Linked DNA regions of Homo sapiens: region 2 is linked to region 1. A link is an interaction called in ENCODE POLR2A ChIA-PET data of the cell type or tissue named here. Cell type or tissue: MCF 10A. All regions are shown on one strand. Each heading gives the region's core, and the rest is flanking DNA. Links, peaks and the distances in the headings are about the cores only.

What was found. Peaks named below come from ENCODE experiments on the same cell type or tissue, not always from the same donor. Only the 100,000 strongest peaks of a DNase experiment are listed, where the experiment ranks them.
Region 2: POLR2A ChIA-PET joins it to region 1 with 11 read pairs; 3 of 35 experiments call an interaction of 5 or more read pairs at or near these places.

Annotation. Positions count from the first base shown.
Region 1 is chr16:68,666,786-68,669,695 of GRCh38, reverse strand. All of the region lies in intron 2 of CDH3 (cadherin 3), which reads right to left. Among named protein-coding and RNA genes, the nearest start is that of CDH3-AS1, 22 kb to the right of the region's middle. In MCF 10A, for the core only: no CTCF peak of the experiment used is centred there; a DNase peak (open chromatin) is centred at 1,295.
Region 2 is chr16:68,754,926-68,757,835 of GRCh38, reverse strand. The region is part of intron 2 of CDH1 (cadherin 1); the gene reads right to left. Among named protein-coding and RNA genes, the nearest start is that of CDH1, 19 kb to the right of the region's middle. RefSeq lists enhancers at 342-391, 436-580, 1,072-1,171, 1,165-1,309 and cis regulatory regions at 508, 1,237. In MCF 10A, for the core only: no CTCF peak of the experiment used is centred there; DNase peaks (open chromatin) are centred at 1,425 and 2,145.

The DNA of each region.
Region 1 (2,910 bases), core at 120-2,619:
AGGCTAATGGATTGACTCCCCTACTACTCAGAAGACTTAATCCCCAAAACTCTGAGAGCTGCTACCGCCCACCCCCCCCGCCACCCCACCAGGAGCTAGAAATCCTCTTCCCGCTGTCTACAAAATCTGCTTCCCACTAGAGTGTACAACTCACTCTACTACCCTGTCTTCTGGCATATTTCCACTGTTACATGGTTCCACATATTTGTAGCACAGTATCTGGGCTGTGCATCTATTTGTAGAAGGGACAGTGTCAATAATCAAGGGGAAGCCAACGGTCATGTATTATAGGTGTATGTGCCTCCCACTCAGGGTGCATATTCCAGATACATCTGAGGAGCTGGCCCCATCAGCTCTAAACTGCTTTGAGTTGGGTACAGAGCACAACCAAGGGGCAATGGTCCAGACTGATAGGAATAAGCTTCAAACACCCACTCTGCTCAGGATACCCAGCTAAGTGTTTTCCTACCCAAATCCTCACAAAATAACCTGCAATGTGGTATTACTTCTCCCAATCTGACAACTCAGGAAACAAGAGGCTGCCAGGGGTTGAACTGCCCCAGGAAGCAGCAAGATCAGGTTTCAAATCCTGAAGGCAGGGAAATAATGAAGAATACGAAATTTGGAGTCCAGAAGACTTGGATTCCAATCCCTATAATGTCACTTATCTATCACATGATTGGGCAAATTGTATGATTATATAGAAGCTCAGTTTCCTCATCTGGAAAATGAAACAATACCTACCTCATCAGGTTATTAGGAAGATTAAATGGGATAGTGTTCAAACAGCACTGAATACTGTGCCTGGCCCAGAGTAAGTAAGGTAAGCTCTCAATAAAAAGGTACCTTAGACTACTTACAATTAACCTAGGCTTCTGACATCCACATCCTGGCCTCTTTCTATGTATACCATCGAAAAATTCTCTCTCAAAGTGGGAAGAAGTTAGCTACAGCTGTATGCTTTACTCAACGGATGAAGCTGATCAAAGATGGTGACACATGGGACCAGAGGGCACAATAGGGAACTGGCTCAGTCTGCATTTGGAGAGGGCTGTTTTGTAGGGGTCCTCTGTGGTTTACCAGAGGAAGCAGAAGACGGAGATTTCATGAAAAAGCTGGCCTTTCTAGGGAAACTTGCTAGGCACATGTAGGAACATGAGTAGTCTTCTCTGCAAGCTATGAGTCAAGACATAGTAAATGGTAAGCCCTGGGGCAGATCATTACAATTTCCTCCCAGATGCTTCCTGGCACCACTGGCTTGTATCACTAGTTTCATAATGAAACTGATACGAAACCAGGTCTCATCATCACTCATCCCTCCTTTACCCCATCTTTTAATAGTCAGCGAAGTAAACTGACTCCTGTTCCTAACTGCAGCATGGTTCCACAAGGCCACACATCTTGGCCAAATCACGGGGGCATGAATGGGCTTGCATCAAACTCTTTCTGGGGCAACTTGATGATGAGCACATGGGGCAATAGTTCAGAATTTAAGGCTGGAAAATGAAAGCCTAAACATAGCTCTTTCTTCCACACCCATCCAGGGCTTCAGACAGTCATTTGACCGCATTAGCCTCAGTTTCTCCCACAAGGATTCTGAATTACAAGGTCAATGAACCTGATGAAGAGGTGCCTGCTCTACCAATATAAATGGACAGCTTTTAGCACTGAGCCTAAATGTACATTCCCTAAAATACTGTCGGGGAAGGGAAAAAGGGAATCAGTAACCTGAGGCTGCTTCTAGAGAAATTAACAATTAATATCATAGGACACATTATAGGTAAAAATAAATAAAAAGAGAAATTAACAACAAAAAAGCCAGAGCTCTATGTATCTGCACTCGATAGAAGACATCCAATGGAAACCAGGAGTCTCTGGCCTATGTTCAAAGCTCCTCTCTAAAGATCATCCTGCCAAGCCTGGCCTCGGGTCCTGAACTGGCGCCACTAATAAAACTTGGGCAAGAAGAGTTTGGTCCCTGGGGTACTAGAGCTATTGGGAAAAGAAAGCTTTTTAAATAGACTTATAAGAATTGATGGATGCTGGGCTAAGAACTCATTCCTCTTATGTTCCAGGCCTGCTTTTAGGTTGGAATTTGCCTAGACACCTCCATACTCCCAAGGGAATACCCTTGAAGGTCAGGAGCTTGTCTCTTCCTGGAGGTGCTATCTGGTCCTGATGTCCAACATTACTGGATGTTCTGGCAAAATAAAACCACCCATCTTTCCGTAGACAAAATGTCCATCAAGTGATCACTCTCCACCAATTTCCCTACTGATCTCTGGGTATTTTGACTAGAGGAAAAGGAAAACATCATCTTAAACATATTGTGGCCAAAAGGCAGCCTGGGGAGTTGGGGGAAGAGATTGCCTAGGAAATTTCTATTCTAGCTTGCTTTAGGGACATACCTAGCTCACAAAACAAACAAATTTGTCCTTATAGCTATCACTACCTTCTGTTAAGGGATTGGGATAAGAGGGCACCGGGGAAAAGTAGGTGGAAGTGACTTGAAGAAAGATTCTGGCATTTTTCCTAAGTAAAACTACATATAGAAAAAAGTTCACCAACTAAGAAATACAAATTAAAAGGGCAAGTGCTGTGTCACAGTTGGGAACCGGGTGCTGCTATATATTGCTAGGGGTGGGGGAATATTAACTGGCACAACCTTTCTGGCAAATTAAAATGCCTTAAACAAGCCCATTGACCCAGGAATTGTGCCAAGATACCATCCCAGATGTGACAAAACCATACCTGCCAGGATGTTCGTGACTTGCTTAATAGGGAAAAAAAGCAAAAAAAGGTCTCAACAACCTAACTCTCAACAGAACAGTTAATTATGCTGTGCCACAGTCACCCAAATGCCTAATCTACAGCCTTAAATACTATAAAAGAAAACCTACCCAGGAAAAA
Region 2 (2,910 bases), core at 295-2,794, 88 kb before region 1:
GGGTGACAGAAAAAGGCCCTGTCTCAAAAAAAAGAAAGAAAGAAAGGAAGGAAGGAAGGAAGGAAGGAGAGAGAGAGAAAGAAAAAGAGAGAGAGAAAGAAAGAAAGAGAAAGAAACTTGCCCAAAATCACAGGAAAAGTAAGGGTCCAGTTGGGATTGGAATCCAGGCAATCCTGCTGCATTCCACCCTCCCAGTTCATCTTCTCTAAGAGAAGCTCATAGGCTAAAAGAGAAATAAATGCTGAAGAGTCAAATCTCTGTCAAAACCAGAAATGAAACCTCACATCTGGCAAGTAAAATGTGGTTTCCTAGGTTCAACAGCTTCCCAGGTATTTAAACACTCCCATGGTGGAAGTGAGAGGATTAGCAGAAAGAAGAATGAAAAATCATAACCAAATTACAAAGCCCAAAGAAAAATAAGTACAACTTACAGGAAGTTTCAAAATCAAAAACTCAGCTGGTTGCCATGGCTCACACCTGTAATCCCAGCACTTTGGGAGGCCAAGGTGGGCGGATCACTTGAGGTCAGGACCAGCCTGGCCAACATGGTGAAACCCTGTCTCTACTAAAAATACAAAAATTAGCCGGGCATGGTGGCGCTGGCCTATAATCCCAGCTACTCGGGAGGCTGAGGAAGGAGAATAGCTTGAACCTGGGAGGTGGAGGTTGCAGTGAGCTGAGACTCCAACACTGCGCTCCAGCCTGGGTGACAGAGCAAGACTCTGTCTCAAAACAAAACAAAACAAAAATCAGAGACTCAAAATACAGCTCTGAAACATCCAAAAACCTCAAGGAGTAGAAGAGGGCTTTGTTTTGTTTTGTTTTTTGTTTTTGAGAGAGCGTCTCGCTCTGTCACCCAAGCTGGAGTGCAGTGGTGCAAAACGCAGCTCACTGCAGCCTTAACCTCCTGGACTCAAGGGATCTACCTGCCTCAGCCTCCCATGAAGCTGGGATCACAGGCACACGCCACCATGCCTGGGTAATTGTTTTTGTATGTAGAGACAGGGTTTCCCTTTGTTGCCCAATCTGGTCTCCAACTTCTGGGCTCAAGCAATCCTCCCACTTTGGCCTCCCGAAGTGCTGGATTACAGGCATGAGCTACCGCACCCGGCCTCTTTTTAAATGCAGACTTGAGACAAGAAGGCAAAAGTTACAAGAAATACAACCACAAATTCTATTTTCTCCAGAAAATTTAGTCATGATTACAAGCCTGGGAGTTAGGTGGTAATGAAACCAGCCACATGAACGTCACCAAGCAGCTGTTATTTCTCCAAAACCTTTTAGCACGAAGCTAACAGAGACGAGATCTAGGGCTAGTATCTCCTGGGACTTATGAGTAAGAGCCGGCACCTAGAGTACCTGTCACTATAGAGGGTGATGTCACCGCTGATTCAACCTGATATTGAAAAACCTTACCAGGAGAGGCCTCTCAATGTCGGTGACTCAGGGCCCCACCCCACCTGTTCATAAAGTAAGTGCCCAGGTGTTTGCCTCACTGCTTATTCAAGGGATGATGTTTTCCAATAGGAAAGCCACAACTCTCCCCACCAACAAGTTGGTCATCTTGTTCCCTTTTTCAAACACTCCCACATAGTTGTGGTGAAGAATTTGTTGGGGAGGAAGCCTCGTACTGAAGGTGAGATTCCAAAGTAAGTACCAGGTCCTAGGAACACTCGTATACATGCACAAAAAAAAAAAAAAAATATGCCCTAAATGATGCCTGTTTAGAAAATATCATCCCTCTGCAGGAAGAATCTTTAGAAAACTCGGCTAGGCACAGTGGCTCATTCATGCCTGTAATCCCAGCACTTTGGGAGGCCGAGGAGGGCTTATCACCTAAGGTCAGGAGTTGGAGACCAGCCTGGCCAACATGGTGAAACCCCGTCTCTACGAAAAATACAAAAAGTAGCCAGGTGTGGTGGCACATGCCTGTAATCCCAGCTACACCGGAGGCTGAGGTGGGAGAATCGCTTGAACCCGGGAGGCAGAGGTTGCAATGAGCCGAGATCAGGCCACTGCACTCTAGCCTGGGCAACAAGAGCAAGACTCTGTCTCAAAAAAAAAAAAAAAAAAAATTTAGAAAACTCTGCTGGAGCAATATTCCTCTTGGGCAACATGCTGAGGGGTGGGGAGTGGCTTGGAATGAGCATTATTTCCTGGTTTGAATCTGATACCCTTTAAAGGAGATGTTCCTAAAGTGGCAGGTCAAAAGAGAAAGATAAATAAATAAAAAATGAAGGAGATGTGAAAATGAGCCCTCAGGATTCCTTCTCTAGAAAATGCCTGGCCTGGCCGGGCATGGTGGCTCAGACCTGTAATCCTAGCACTTTGGGAGGCCAAGGCGGGGGTATTGCTTAAGCTCAGGAGTTCGAGACTAGCCTGGGCAACGTAACAAGACCCTCTCTATTTATTTTAACAAAAAATTTAAAAATTAAAAGAAAAATGCCTGACTAGAGAACAGTCTTTTTCAATGACATGAATATAGACTTGAATGTAGAAGTCCAGTCCCCTCAAGATACAGTCCAATTCTATTTTTTTTTTTTTTTTTTTTTTGAGACAGAGTCTTGCCCTGTCACCCAGGCTGGAATGCAGTGGTACGATCATGGCTAAACCTCCCAGGCAGCTTCAACCTCCCAGGCTCAAGTGATCCTCTCACCCCAGCTCCCAAGTAGCTGGGACTACAAGCATATGCCACTACACCTGGCTAATTTTTGGATTTTTTGTAGAGGCGGGGTTCTATCATGCCCAGGCTGGTCTTGAACTCCTGGGCTCAAGAGATCTACCTGCCTTGGCTTGGGATTACAGTCATAAACCACCACACCCAGCTGACACAGTCCAGTTCTAACATCTATTGAGCACCTCACTTCTTCTTCTTTACACAAATGCCATCCTTCTTAGTGATGACTGCCC